Regions from separate parts of the Homo sapiens genome. Here region 1 is linked to region 2. A link is a loop called in an ENCODE intact Hi-C map of the cell type or tissue named here. Cell type or tissue: gastrocnemius medialis. All regions are shown on one strand.

Evidence for each region. Hi-C counts contacts between places; a loop is a spot of excess contacts. Peaks named below come from ENCODE experiments on the same cell type or tissue, not always from the same donor. Only the 100,000 strongest peaks of a DNase experiment are listed, where the experiment ranks them.
Region 1: it touches region 2 in a loop (4-fold over the local background); 26 of 110 quality-filtered maps call a loop at or near these places.

The regions. Positions count from the first base shown.
Region 1 is chr7:38,750,932-38,758,931 of GRCh38, reverse strand. VPS41 (VPS41 subunit of HOPS complex) reads left to right here. Exons shown (of 29, transcript NM_014396.4): 18 at 451-578; 19 at 1,950-2,094; 20 at 3,996-4,037; 21 at 4,180-4,230; 22 at 6,619-6,756. Among named protein-coding and RNA genes, the nearest start is that of AMPH, 120 kb to the right of the region's middle. In gastrocnemius medialis, no CTCF peak of the experiment used is centred here; no DNase peak of the experiment used is centred here; H3K27ac peaks cover 817 bases.
Region 2 is chr7:38,395,778-38,403,777 of GRCh38, reverse strand. All of the region lies in intron 17 of AMPH (amphiphysin), which reads left to right. Among named protein-coding and RNA genes, the nearest start is that of TRG-AS1, 58 kb to the right of the region's middle. RefSeq lists enhancers at 238-407, 7,170-7,339. In gastrocnemius medialis, CTCF peaks have their summits at 4,671 and 4,874 (motif pointing left); a DNase peak (open chromatin) is centred at 4,857.

The DNA.
Region 1 (8,000 bases), 360 kb before region 2:
GGTCCTCTTTGGGTGCACCACCCTCCAGGAACCTCCAGGTGTTCAGCTCTTGGGGAGCCCTCCAAAGCCACTCCTTTTGGGTTTTAATGAAAGCTTCATTACTTAGACATGATTGATTTAAACACTGGGCCATTGGTGATCGGTGTAACCTTCAGCCCCTCTCCCCTCCTTGGAGGTTGTGGGGCAGGGGTGGGGGTAGGGCTGAAAAGTTCCAACCCTTTAATCCTGTCTCAGTCTATCCTGTGCCCAACCCCATCCTTAAGTTACCTAGGGGCTGCTAGCCACCAGTCAGCTCATTAGCATACAAGAAGACACATCATTTTAGAGATTCTAAGGATTTTGAGAGTTATATGCCAGGAAACAGAAGGAGGACCAAATGTATATTTCACAATATCACAACTATTATTCTGTTGAATGAGTGTTCTTTTTCTGTTTTTCACCTTTGGTTAGGGTTTTGCCACATTGATCCGAGAATGGCCTGGAGATCTGTATAATAATTCAGTCATAGTTCAAGCAGTTCGGGATCATTTGAAGAAAGATAGTCAGAACAAGACTTTACTTAAAACCCTGGCAGAATTGTGAGTATACTTAAGTGTTTCTTTTTCCATATCAGTCTGTGTTGAAAAGTTTTTCATACTTTAGATTTGGCAAACTCCAAGTGGAGAAGATGTATTTTATACCATTTTCCTACATTCCTTCTTAGTAAAAACCTCTCATAAACCTCAAATGAGTAGGCGATAAGGACATGTGTGAAACTGTACAATTGCAATGTAATCTGTTTCCCAGAGAAGAGAACCCCTAACGCACAGCGCTTGGGAGAGGCAGTGGTTAGGAAACAAAAGGGTGCCAAGTTTTAGATCACTCAAGCATAACAGTTTCCCAATGAGCAAGGCTCTGGATTCTGCTCTTCTAGGGTCTTCAAGTCAGTTAATTTAATCTCTCAAATGTCAATTCCTTATGGGAAAATTTTAAACTTTAAAAGAGATGTCATAATAGAGGACTCCCTGACCCTGAGTCAGGGCTCAGAAAATGGCAGCTTGGTTAATATTTTTCATATTTCTTGGGCACATTCAGTGATGCAGGCTTTGTGCGAGACGCTTATGATACAGAGATAGATAAGATATGCTCTCAAGTACTTCGATCTAGGGAAACAAGAAGTATACTGCAGGTCTAGCCAAGACGACCATCCCTGCATCCACCTCTCCTCAGTGCCCCCATCACCTCAGGCCACTCCTCTCCCTTGTTTTTTCTTCTTTTGCCCAAAACCAAAAAAGGTATACCAAAATGACCTAGAACTCTGGACGTGTTGGATTTTCCACAAGAGGAGGTTGTGTTTATGGCATTCTAAGTTGAAATGCTAATCATTTTCTCTTGGAAACGTTGTCCTGTTAGATACCCCTTAGAGTCTGCAGCACGTTCGTAATGGACCAACAGTACAGCTTCAGTTCAGTGAGCTCTCAAGAGCTGACTTAGGGACTTAATGTGAAAAACATTGTTTCAATGGAAAAACACATTTCAGTTAGACACAGCCCCCTTAAAATCAGCTTTTGGAATATTAGCCATTTGTCAGCTGAATACTGCTTGTAAGAATTGGAACGGATGTTTCTGTTACTAAAATGAGAACTTCATCCTGGATCCTAGTTTCTTTGCTGTATGGATGTTTGTAAAACTTTTGAGACTGAGACCCCCAATAAAGACCATTTTTATTACTTGAATATTGTGAATTTTCTTAAATTTTGGCAACATGAGAGGCAAAGTTCTGAGAAAGAAATACTTATTGGTCGTGTATAGTTAAATCCTATTCAAAAATAGGAATATTTTTTGAAATAAAGTTAACTTTTCTCTCTAAAGGAGTGTTTCCATTTTTAATATTGTGAACCATGATCTCTCTGTGTGTGTTTTAATTAGAACTGTTGATGAATATTAATGTAAAAAATTTGTATTACCAGGTACACCTATGACAAGAACTATGGCAATGCTCTGGAAATATACTTAACATTAAGACATAAAGACGTTTTTCAGTTGATCCACAAGCATAATCTTTTCAGTTCTATCAAGGATAAAATTGTTTTATTAATGGATTTTGATTCAGAGGTAATGTGCTTTTTATTTTAGTACTGTCAATTATTTTTACTATTCCAAATATTTAATACTTAGATATCTATCCAAATGCTGGATTGGTGAATGAATCACATAACTTGGCTTTATGCCGACAATCTTTAGAACACTCTGACCCTCGCTAGATGTTGTTATTCTAGTTGTTTGGCATTCAGGAATCCTTTTCATAATGTAGTTATTCTGTGAAAGCAATTCAAAGTTGATAGAGAACTTTTAAAGTTGTGTGTGTGCGCATATAAAGTAATTTCTTGCTAAAACAATTCATATAATTTATAGAAACAAACCACGTATATACTTTGACTCATTTATCCCTCCTAACCTGTTTTCCAGAATTTTAAAATTAAGTGAACTTCCATCTTGACCGACTTATTACTATTTTATTTCTTGGTGTTCACGTATCCAGCATGTGGGGTTTCCCCTGGTTTGAGGTGATGCTCATGTCCAGGACATGTGGAATGTTATTTTATTGTGTGACAAATTTGAATAACCTAATAATAAATTTACGCCCCCTAATGAGTGGACCCAGCCACAGCTCACATTGGTGCTTGCAAAGTGATGCAAGCTGTGTGTGTGTGTGTGTGTGTGTGTGTGTGTGTGTGTAAAAGAAATCTAATTACAAGTGCTCATGACAGAAATAATGAGGTTTATAAAACAGTGTTCTTATTCAAAAAATTGAAATTTTAGATAAACCTAAAAGTAGAACCCTAAAGGCTCCAAAAGGATTAATGCATTTTTCAATTATATTGTACTGTATTTAGAGATATTGTGTGCTATATTAATCTCCACCAACTTAAACTTAATTTAGATAGGAGCTAGAGCTACGTCTTTTTCTCAAAGATGCTTTAGCCCTTTTTAAAATACTGAGTCAAGTCTTTAGGGACTACAGATTTACGAAGAATTACGTAGCTCCAAGGAAGTTCAGGTAGAGAGGCTCTGCTTGTCTGGCAGAGGATGAGATGCTTATGTAAAAATTAATTACATTTTCCTCATATCTAGTCTCCCCTCATGCACCCCCTTCCATTGTTCTCCAGAGCTCGTTTTGCATATGTTCCTGTGGAAAAAAGATGAATGAGCTGAAACTAATTGCTATTCTAGAATGTGATCCAGATGTAAGGAATCAGAGTCTTCTGGTTAGAAGAGACCTTAGGGATAATCTACTCCAACACCCTCGTATTTCAGAGAACAAAAGTAACATTTGGAGCAGACAGCTAGGTCGTAGCAGAGTCTAGAACAGGGCCCCCAGGTGTTCCGTGTGAGGCTCAGTCTGGTGTGCTGCTTTCCCTCTTCCTCTTGACATAAACTGTCTAGTTTGTGTTTCCTGAATGATAAAAGTGGCTAAAGTAAATTCTGAAAGTCCAAAAGCTTTATGTCATTATGAAACTTCAGGTATCTCATTCTCTTTCTGACTCTTATTCCCTTCTCCTCATAAAACCAGCTCCTTCTGTCTGTGGAGTCTCATAGGGAGACTAGGTCGAGGTTGAAGTAGCTGGAAGAAAAGCTCATTTTCTTGATATACTGGTAAAGAGATGCTCTCCATAACTACTGAGAGTCTCATGAGAAGGTGTGAAGGTATCCGAGACATCGGAGGGCGGGGGGCTAGGATATGGGCAGTCAAGATGTTTTGTATTTGGGAAGTTATAGCAAAGCACCATTTTAGTAGTGTGCAAAACACATAGGCTTCAGATTGAGATGCATTTGAAAATGCAGTTCTTCACAAATGTCATTTTCCATAAGAGCCATTGTAAAGCCAAGGGCCTCCTTAAGTATACAAAATAAGCCTTCCACCTGTGAACTGTGGTAGGTACACTGCATTGTGTTTAGTCTTCTCTTCTTAAATAACGGATTTCATTGACTGTGGCTTTTCTTATATGTTTCAGAAAGCTGTTGACATGCTTTTGGACAATGAAGATAAAATTTCAGTGAGTGTCATTTGTTTTTATATGTGTTACCAGATGAACGTCTGGGACTCCTATAGCTGTGAAGAAGAGAGTTTATCAGATAATTTTGTAGCTGTCTTTCTGTCCTCATGACTCCACCTTGAAACTTTTCTTTTTTATCTAGATTAAAAAGGTAGTGGAAGAATTGGAAGACAGACCAGAGCTACAGCATGTGGTGAGCATGGCAGTCTCCTCCTTTTGCCCTTTTGATTGACCAGTGGGTGAATCACCTTTCAGTATTGGTGCGAGGAGGATACTGGAGTGAATTCTTCAAGGAGGTTAATATTCCAGTTGGAGGTTTCACCACAAACAATGTTCTGTAATTACCAAAATGCAGCATATGCTGTGAATTCAAGGTCAGGGATTAATTGTAGATCAGGCAGTTGAATTTTGACCCACAATTGAATTGTGATGGAAAAAAGTTACCAATCTATCTATTATATTACTATAATATAAATATATGTAACATAACTATATATTTAACTATAATGAATGTTTTTGTGTTATGTTGTGTCTAGGAATAAGCACTCTCCCTCTGTAGTTGCCATTAAATATAACCATGGCATATATCACAGTAAAGGCCAGTATGGCACCGCAGATACTGTACCAAGTTCTCCTGCTAAGGAAATGTCAGACAACCATTCCATATCCAGACCACAGAGCGATAAAAGGGCAGAGTCTCATTTCTTTTGTCCCTCACCATGACAATAGCTAATTCCATATTTCTTGTGTGCTATTGGTGGTTGTGTAATTAAGGCCTGTTATTCTAGATTTCTTTGGGGGGCTACTTCAATTCTCTGCATTGCATCATCATGAGAGTAAAGCAGGAATAGTTGTTTTCTATGTCCTTTAAAAGTTATACAAGAGAAAACTTAGCACACTTAGGGATTATATCAGTAGGACTATGGGTATCAGATACAATAAGTGCACTTGTATCTTTGCCCATCTCATTGCACCCTAGGAGGAGGCTTAGGGAATAGAGCATTTTTTTCAAAAGTCAGTTTTCTGCTTTGAAGCTTTTGAAGACTGCAGGAAGGGAATGAGAGGCACCTTTTTTTCTCTTTTGCTCAGATGCTACTGCTGCATTGTTCATGATTGGAAATCTCAAGATTATCTGCTTCCCAAGCAAGGCTCCACATTGCTAACCACCTTAGGAATTCATTTATAAAGCAGTGATTTCTGACTTACTTAAGCCAGGAGACAGGATTATGGGCAGTAGCTCTCTGTGCGACAATGTAATCAGTGCAATGGTGAAGTGGTGGCACAGCCCACACTAACATGGCTCATCTTCCCTGCCAGGCAATGTCTTGTTTCTATATATATAAATTTGACTCAGCATTCATGTGACAGGGCCTCCCTGTCCTTTTTGCACTCTGGGAAACAGCACCACATATCCCCGCTAACACACTGACCCCAGTGCCAGTGGACTGGCGGTGGTGTTCATCAGACCTCTGCCTGGCACATGAGTTCAGTCTACTGCTTGTACTGCTCCGTTTTGCCTTAGGAAGAAGTGAACAGGAAGCCTGAAGATTGGTTTCTTAAGGTGCATGTGTCCATGGTTAGGCGTCATTGTGACTAGATTCAACAGCAATAACAAACATCAGCGCATTTACAGTCTCAGCTGCAGGGCGGCTGGTGCTCTATGTCTGTTATAAACCAATCCACTTGGAAACAGCAACCCAAGGTGTTAATGCTCGTGGGATTGGTGATTAAGTCTTCCTGTCTTCAGTAGATTGTGGGGTTTTTGTTTACATTTAATATTAACTAAACATTGAATTGTTTTTTGACTTCTGAGTACTGTATTGATAGACTTAATCTTGCCTGTGAGGAGAAAGTGAATTACTGATTTCCTGTGAAGTTAACTTTTTTTCAGACAGCTAAGGTAAGGAATCAGTTTTGAAAACTGTTTCAGAACACCTGCATTCTTCTTGATTTTTACTTTGTATTTTTGTTTTTGATGTTACCAGTTTAGGCAGCATTTCATTTGAAGAGTCAACAAAGAGGAGATGCAGAATGTATGGAAATGAGTTTAGTGCCCGCTACTTGAGTTTTTAAGAATATGTGCTTGTCCCAGGACTCTACCCTCTTTTGTGTAAAATAATTTTTATGATCTGGGAAGACCACTCATCTTTTTATTTCTGAGCCAAAGCAGATACCAATGATGATATTGACAACTACTGTCATTAACATTTCTGTAGTTCTTAGTGTATGCTAAGTTCATTGGTTCTGAGTGATTTCGTAATGGCAACTCGTTTAATTGTCACAGTAACTCAATAAAATTTTTGTAGATAAACTGAGTCTCAGAGAGATTAGTGACTTGCCTAAGGTCACAGTTGGTACGTGGCAGAGTCAGGTTTTGGGGCCCTTCTAGAGAAATTATCGGAATCCTTTGCTCTCCCAAAGGGTTTTCCTTTCCACTTCTCCATCACCTAGAGGTTTTCCCTGAAGACTGCTTCTCCCCCAACCTGTCCATGGGAGGTGTTTAGAGCTAAAAATAGCAATGTTAGCCAGGTATTGCTTTTCTCATTTTAATGGGTCACGGCTTATCTTTTGTTCCTTTTAGTATTTGCATAAGCTTTTCAAGAGAGACCACCATAAGGGGCAGCGTTACCATGAAAAACAGATCAGTCTTTATGCTGAATATGATCGACCAAACTTACTTCCCTTTCTCCGAGACAGTACCCATTGCCCACTTGAAAAGGTAAGGCACAGACTCCCCGACTTGTACACTTTGGATGAAGAGGTTGTCATTGATGGTAAGTTGTTTGTCTTTCTTCTCTTTCTATCTCTGTTCATCTGTCCCTTTCCAGGGGGAAGACTGTTGCTCTCAAAGAAGTAGGTTTTTGGCTGGGACATTCTGTCAAGAAAAGGAGATCTCATTGGATTAGACTTTGGTGAAGAGCTGAAGCATTTCTGTGACAGGTTTAATTGGAAGAACAGCTTAATCCAGGGTCTAGGACTTAATCAACCATCAGGCAAAAATGATATATTAGAAGTCTCAGTCCATCTCCCAGGATCAGAGTGACACCTCAGAGTCAAGAGCCTGGGAGGGAGACACAGACTGTCCTAAGCCAGAAGCAGTTGCTCCAGTCAGGAATCAGGTTTGATAAACTGAGGTCATAGCTTAGGTCCTGCATCCTATCTTCTTTAAGTGTCTACCCTATGTTTTTCTTTGTTTCTCCTACATCCTACATTCCACTATAATTATCTGCTTACTAGTCTCTGTCTCCTGGAAATTCTTCAAAGACAAGGAATTTGTCTTACTCATTTTGGTAAATCTAGTACCCACCACACATTAGACATTTACTAAATGTGTGTTGCATCATGAGTGAGAGAATGAATGAATAAATTATATACATGCAAGATCCTAGTTCGGGCTAAATAAGGACTAGTAAGTTTTATGAGACTGCTGTTTCAAAATAAACTGAAGTACTTAACTATATATGTGCTAACAACTGGGCAGCCTAAAAGCCAACAGTATTATGTCCTACAGTTCTCAATACCATCTACCACTAACATCTACAAATGTCTGACTAAATTTGGATGGCCAGATACTTTTGAAAGTCAGCTGTGTGGACCAACAAAATAAAAAACATATTTGACCCATTAGAGATATGTGCAAAGAAGCTGGATGATAACACAGTTTATGTACACTTACAACTTCCGTGTATGCTTCCTTAGCCCATGATTATTAAATGCATTGGAGTACTGTGAACCAATTTAGCTCAATGGATTTTTAAAGTCCACAATTATTGAAAAAAATCTTGCCTGCCTGTTAACTTATAAAACGACATTAGCATTTTATATTTGGGGCCCTAAGACATTTTCTGAGGACTTAATTTGGAAATTCATTATCTTACTCTAAAAGTAAAAACAGATACTACCCTCTTCTCTCAACATAGGACTTTATAACCTGGCAATAGAGTGAGAATCTTATTCTTTGAA
Region 2 (8,000 bases):
CTTTTCCATGATCTTTCCCAGCCACTGGTGCTACCCCTTTCAGAAATCAGCACCATGCCTGCATTTCCTTTGTTCCAAGGGGCACTTTGGCAGGCCGTATTCCCCCTTCCCTCGGGGCGGCCTCTGCCAAGAGCTAGCTCTCTGGAGTACCCAGAGCTTCCCAGCATCCTCCCTATCAGTCCCCTATCATTGCCAAGTCAGAGTGGGTTCTAAGGTATGTTTGCAGGGGTCTGGTGACACAGACAGGCAGGTTCTTCAGGCAGGCAGTGACCTACACTGGGTGCACAGCCGGTATGGCACCTGCCATTTCAGTGCAGGCCTGCGGGGAGTCCGAGTGCACCTGGAGGAGCTGGCCACTGCTGCTCTGTCCTCAGGAAGTTCTCAGATTGCCACCAACAGCATTGCCGAAGGTCACAAGGGCAGAGGTGCTCTCTGACAATTTAGTGGTCAGCAGTTTGTCACAGAAGGGAGGGGAGTAGAGAAGCACCCCCACCTACCCTTTCTGCCGAATTCTAAGTTCCTTAAGAGTCAGTCTCTGCCAGACTCTCGTAGCTTTCCTTTTTCTACACCCCAGCTTATTTCCATGGGAACTCCAACAGGTCCTGGCTCTCTTCTCTCAGCTTTCCATTCAGATCATGGCCACTCGTCTGTAACTTTGATCCCCTTTCTGAAGAGAACTGGCTTCTGACGTCTCCAGTCAGCCATCTTGGAAAAAACAACAACAACAACAAAAAAACCTTGGAGCATTTTTTTAAAAAAATGAAATTTATCATTGGGATGTGTAAAAGAAGATTCACGAGAAAGCTGAAAACACTTAAAAATCACTCAAAAAATCAGATTCACTATTACTAGTTTTTTTTGTTTTCATTTTAATGATTTTACTCTTAAAGAAAAAACCCAGCATATAGAAAAAGAAAGTCAACATTTCAAAAGTATATTCTAGAAATGTTAGCTAAACCCAAGATAATTTTCCATAAAACAAAGTATAAATGGATCCTTGACGCATAATACCTGAGCCAGGCAAGGGAAAATATCTGAGAGTGTCATCCATCTCCACCCTCGATCAGAGACAACTCGCATCTACCCCGCCATGAGTATGGGATTCCTTTCTGAAGCATCCAGGCCATTTGGGGCCTGCTGCTACTCTCACAGAAGTATATCCTTTGACACATATATTTAGGGGATTCAGAGCAGGTGATTCTATGTCAAGACTTGATAAATCCCTCTCCAGCTCCTGTTCTGAAAAGGATATCTAAGAGTCCCCAGATAGCGAGTAAAATGGAACAAAGAAAATGTTTCCACGTCTACTGTAAACATCAAGCCTATAGAGATTTCTCCTGATTTGAGAAAACTAAGCAAGTAAATACATTTTTAGATTAGCAAACACCTATAGAGCAATACAAAAGAAAAAATAATTATTGCATGCCAGAGTTAAAAGTTTCTTTAGAGAACATGCAACAATAACAAAAATTACCTGACATACAAAGACAAAATTTGAAAATTGCCTTCCTTTTTGTTGTCAGTAAAACTCAAGATGACCTCGATAGGTGAAACAAAAGATGAAGGGTGAGATGATAAGGCAACCATATTGAGAAGAAAAGAAAGTCACTTTGAAAGGCAGATGAAAAGGGAACTCAATAACATGAGAAAAGATTTTAAGGGGAGGAAATGTAATATTAGAATTAAAATTTGCATGAGATGTGGTAAAGACGAGAAGCAACACTATAGAGAATCGATTTAGTGATATGAGGACAAGCTGGAGGAGTTCTCCCAACACATAAAGAGAAGCACAAGCAAAGATGATAGATTTAGGGACCAAGGAGTGAAGATACAGCTCATGGGTAGAAGTTCATCCTGAAGAAGAGACTATAAGAATGTTACAGAAGCAGAAGTGGCCAGTATAATAGAAAAAAACATGCTCAAACTGAAGTTTTCCTAGTTGATGGAATTCCTGCATGTGGATCATAAGAAATCACCAAAAAAAGCAAACTTAATGGGGAGAGACTACATTGAAATGTATTCTTTTAAATATTTGAGTTTAAAGTTTAAAAAAAAAGTTCTGCAAGCATCTAGGTTGGAAATAAGAAAGCACTACAAATGAACAACAATTAGGTTGTTCTCTGACTTATCCATATCAGTACTAAAGGTCAGAAGCTATTAGAACAACATACAAATTTTGAGCACAAAGAAACACAATACAGTAATTCTACCCCAAGTCAATAGTTGGTCATGTAGGAAAGCAGCAGAAAGACATTACCAATTACATAAGGTGCTAGAGACTTTCCATAGAATTCCTAAAAAGCATTTTATGAAGCTATATTGCAATTGACTGGAAGATGACTCAAATCAAGGCAGATAGGTGGGAAGACGTGATAAAGCAAATGTGGTGACATGTCTATTGAGGATCCTAGGTGGTGGGCACTTGGAAGTTCATTGTATGATTCTATGTTTTTGAAATTTTTTAAAAATTTCTTATAATGTTGAGCAGAAACCCCCAAAACATGTTTAATGGAGACATCATAAAGAAATAGAGCAGTGTTTAGTATTTAAATTATTGAAATGTGTAACCTAATAATTGTTGGGTTACAAACCAAAGATCTTTCTCACAGTGTTAGAGTAACATTTAAAAATGAAACCAACTAGTGTTTAATGCTAATAGAACTGTTAAATAACTTGATAAATAGAATAAGCAATAAAGTATTATATATCCATTACTATAACTTTTCTCAGAAACATGACTCATGTTTTGTAAGATAAACCCTTGTATGATTAGAAAATGAATACAACTAAATATATCAAAATGTTACCATAAATTATTTCTTTTATTATTTTAAAATTTGTTAGAAAAAAATTTTTTAATTGCTTTATTAGAAAAATGCCTATGATCAGTTACAATAACCTACTTTATAAATAAGTATGGAATTTCATGCTGGGCAGAAGGATAATGAAAGTATCTTCAATTGTCTCATCCCGACCAGTTGCGTGATTGACACACTACTTTCAGGCATTGGTCAGAGCTAATATCACAAAGAAAACAAGCAAATAAGTAAATAAATGAGTGAATGAATGTATGAATGCATGACATAAACCTCAGAGACGACAAGTTCTCTTGAGCCTATCACTACTCTGACATGTTTGGGGGTCTTGGTCCTTGTTGACCTGCTTTCATAGCACCATCTCATAGCAGGACTGGCTAGTTTCTGTCACCCAGTTGTGTTTCCCTATTTTACATGATTGATAACCTAGGCTATTGTTGCATTTCATTCATGTCATTACATTTCCAGAAAATTTTGCTAAAGCAAATTTAAACTGGTGTTTAGGGGACCCTGGCATGAATGCCATAATTATGTGGCTTTCCACTAAGGAGATGATTGAGACAGAAGATTAGAAAGCAATGAGGGGCTGGGCACGGTGGCTCATTCCTGTAATCCCAGCACTTTGGGAGGCCAAGGCAGGTGGATTGCCTGAGGTCAGGAATTCAAGACCAGCCTGGCCAACATGGTGAAACCCTGTCTCCACTCAAAATACAAAAAAATTAGCCAGGTGTGGTGGCAGGTGCCTGTAATCCCAGCTACTCGGGAGACTGAGGCAGGAAAATCGCTTGAACCTGGGGGGCGGAGGTTGCAGTGAGCCAAGATCACACCATTGCACTCCAGCCTGGGCAACAAGAGTGAGACTTCATTTCAAAAAAGAAAAAGAAAGAAAAAAGAAAGCAATGAGGTATGTATGGTGCAGAGAGCCACCACCTACTCTCTCCAGAAGGTTTTGTGCTGGTCGCTGTGATTTCTGTGTGATGGACAGGCGGTTTAGCAATACTCCTAGTTTCTGCACCTCATAGACCTCATGGATATAGTAAATATGTGCCCAAGGTCAAGGAGAACATTTTTAGTCTCTGTTTGCAATAGCTGTTTCCCCCATAAATATATTTGACCAATAGATAGTATAGGTTGGGCAGAAGATAGGATAATTGTGTTTTTCTGAACATTTAGAGTGAAGAGAAACATTTGATAGCACTGGGTATGAAAGGCTTGAAGTACTTTCAGCAGATTCAGTCCCTGGTCTTTGTGAGTAACATTTTTTAAAAAGCAAATGGTAGTCATTTATCATTGTGGTTTTTCCTAGCAGGTATAACATGTACTGTAGCAAGCAGAGCATAGAAAATGTTTTTTCTTTTATAGCTCTACAAATAGCTAACAAATTGAAATGCATGACAACAACAATAATAATAAGAGGTATAACTTTCATTGATGAAAACCTTTTTACTCTTTCCTTGATTTTATCTACAGCTAACACCTAATCTGAACAAATGGGTTCCTGTTTTCCATTGTATTTTTATGTTGTTCTATTCTTGCGGTCAGTAAATACGGCATTGGAAGTATTTTGGTAAGAGCAAAACATCTGGACCAGATTCCAGACATAAAGGGAGGACTGATGCCCCCTGATCATCAGACTAGTGTCAGAAACAGAAAGCTATGAGGATACGCAGATAGTGGATGATCCTTCTCTGTTTATGTAGTTTTTAAGCCCTGTAAAATCAACGTGGTAAGTAAACAGCAGCTGGAAAAATGGGAATTCATTACTAATGGACTCAAAGTAGGGTGTAGGAGTGTTGTTTGTTTTCCAAGTAGATCATTAAAATTGTTTGGCTTCTCTTTAAAGTCTAAAGTGCCAATTCCTTAGCACCTTACCTTTGCCAGAGTTGTTAATTTCGGTATTTTCCTGATATTTATTTATCATTCTTAAAATTCGTTTTCTGCATGCTGCAGTTCTTTTTTATGTGACAAAAATCACAGCTGAGGTGCTGAGGCTGAGGTATTTGCTCCTACAACGTCAGGAACGTCAGAGCAGTCAGGCAGAGCCTTTGGCCGCCACCTGCTGGTGGTTGGTGTCACAGCAGCTAATACCTGTTTTTTATTATTTTATTTTATGTTTATTTTTAACTTTTGTGGGTACGTAGGGGGTGGATATATTTATGAGGTACGTGAGATATTTTGATACAGATATATGACATGTAGTAATTACCTCAGGGTAAATATATCTATCACCTCCTTAAGCATTTATCCTTTTTTTGCATTATAATCCAGTAATATTCTTTTAGTTATTTTAAAATGTACAATAAGTTATTGTTGACTGTAGTCACCCTGTTTGTGTTATGAAATACTAGGTCTTATTTATTCTTTCTAATTATTGTTTGTGCCCATTAACCATCCCCCCTACTTCCTCACTACCCTTCCCAGCCTCTGGTAAGCATCCTTCTACTCTCTGTCTCCATGAATTCAATTGTTTTACTTTTTAGCACCTAGAAATAAGTAAGAACATTCAAAGTTTGTCTTTCTGTGCCTGGCTTTTTTCCCTTAACATAATGACCTCCAGTTCCATCCATGTTGTTGCAAATGACAAGATCTCATTGTTTTCTATGGCTGAATAGTACTCCATTGTATATATGTATCACATTTTCTTTATCCATTCATCTGTTGATGGATACTTAGGTTGCTTCCAAATCTTGGCTATTGTGAATAGTGCTGCAATAAACATGTGAGTGCAGATACCTCCTTGATATATTGATTTCCCTTTTTTTTTTGTTTTTTTTTTTTTGAGTATATACCTAGCAGTGGGATTGCTGGATCATATGGTATCTCTACTTTTAGTTTTTGTGTTTTTTTTTTTTTTTGAGGAACCTCCAAACTGTTCACCATAATAGTTGCATTAATTTACATTTCCACCAACAGTATATGAGGTTTCTTTTTTCTCTACTTCCTCGCCAGCATTTGTTATTGCCTGTCTTTTGGATAAAAGCCGTTTTAACTGGGGTGAGATGAGATCTCATTGTAGTTTCGATTTGCATTTCTCTGATGATCAGTGAGGTTGAGCACCTTTTCACATACTTGTTTGCTATTTATGTCTTCTTTTGTGAACTGTCTATTCAGATCTTTTGCCCATTTTTTAATTGGAATTATTAGATTTTTTCCCCATAGAGTTGTTTGAGATCCTTATGTATTCTGGTTATTAATCCCTTGTCAGATGGGTAGTTCACAAATATTTTCTCCCATTCTGCAGGTTGTCTTTGTTGATTGTTCCCTTGGCAGTGCAGAGGCTTTTTAACTTGACGTAATCCCATTTGTCCATTTTCGCTTTGTGTGCCTGTGCTTTTGGGATATTACTCAAGAAATCTTTACCCAGTCCAGTGTCCTAGAGAGCTTTCCCAATGTTTCCTTTTGGTAGTTTCATAGTTTGAAGACTTATATTTAAGTATTTAATCCATTTTTATTTAATTTTTGTATATGGCAAAAGATAGGAGTCCAGTTTCGTTGCCTGCTTAAATTATCTAGCAAAGGAAAGGTGATAACATGTATATTTAGTGATGGTAAAATCTTATACAACCAAATTGATAGATATCTAGAGACAAGTTACAGGTTAATAATAAACATTATGTTCGTATGGAACAAGTTTAAAAAATCACCTGTGGCAACACCATCTATAGGTCATGGAAAGATATCCTCTCCCAGAGATGTAGTATCAATTCAACTGAGACTAAAAGCCAATTAGTAATAATGTGTGGTTGGAACATATATGTATAAAAGGATTTATGCATAATCACTTGGGAGAGTAGCCCATGGAATAACATCCTGTCTGCTTTTTCATCTGTAGCAGTGCCTCTGCTGCATGTGTGTGTAGTGGTGGTGTCTGCTGCTCTGTTTGTCCATACCGTCTGCATGTAGATAGAGTCCATCTGCTTCCAAGCTGTTGAAACTAGTGGGATATTCATAGGTGTGATTTTCCAGACAGATGGAGAGAATAAGCTTGTAATCATGACACAACTTATTTTCTACATTTGAGCTCATAAGTTTATTGCATGCACATTTTCTTTCAGTATAGTTTTTAACATAGAAGAAACTTTATTAGGTCCTTAGTGTCGTAGAGAAATCCTGTTAATGTCTCCGACAATAAAGCTATGAGCAATTGCTCCTTGTTCTTCTCAGGATTAAGATGCCCTACTAATTTATGTTCTGATTACTATTCTCTTGACAACAGTAACAATAGCATCCATAAAAAGGTCGGTGCTTATTTAAAACAGTGATGAAAGTCTATTCGATTTCAAAATAAACTTTTTATTATAGGAATTTTCAGCCATTTGCCAAAATATAAACCCTCATGTACTTGTTACCCCACTTCAATAATGATCAGCATTTATAATTCACTTTAAATAAGTGTCTGTTACAATTCATGAGAAATCATTACTTTTGTGAACCCATATTGTATTAGTCCATTTTCATGCTGCTGATAAAGACATACCTGAGACTGGGCAATTTGCAAAAGAAAGAGGTTTATTGGACTTACAGTTCCACATAGCTGGGGAGGCCTCACAATCATGATGGAAGGCAAAGAGGAGCAAGTCACATCTTACATGGATGGCAGCAGGCAAAAACAGAGCTTGTGCAGGGAAACTCCCATTTTTAAAACCATCAAATCTGGTGAGACCCAGTCACTATCATGAGAACAGCATGGGAAAGACCCACCCCCATGATTCAATCATCTCCCACCAAGTCCCTCCCACAACACATGGGAATTATGGGACCTACAAGATGAGATTTGGGTGGGGACACAGAGCCAAACCATGTCACATGTACTTTCATGACAGGGCAGAAAGAAGGAAGTATGTCATGGCTAGGGATTGCACATTTGGAGAGCCACATCCTCGTAATAGGAGATTCTCATAAGAGAGGGAAATAAGTTTCTAAGAATATGAGTAAATACTTGGACATATAATGAGTAGTATAGCTGTTAACATTTCTTTTTCATTCCCAAATAAAATATTATCTTATAGAAAAATGTACTGTATATATTCTGTAACAGGCATTTTTATTTAAACTATTACCTGTACCTTTGAGCCAGCAGAAACGTTTTTAAAACTGCTTTGTTATAAGTGTAGATGTGTGGTTCATGTTCTTCATCTCCGATTTCTGATGCTCACTCGGAGGTACTCTTCATTGTCCTTTTCT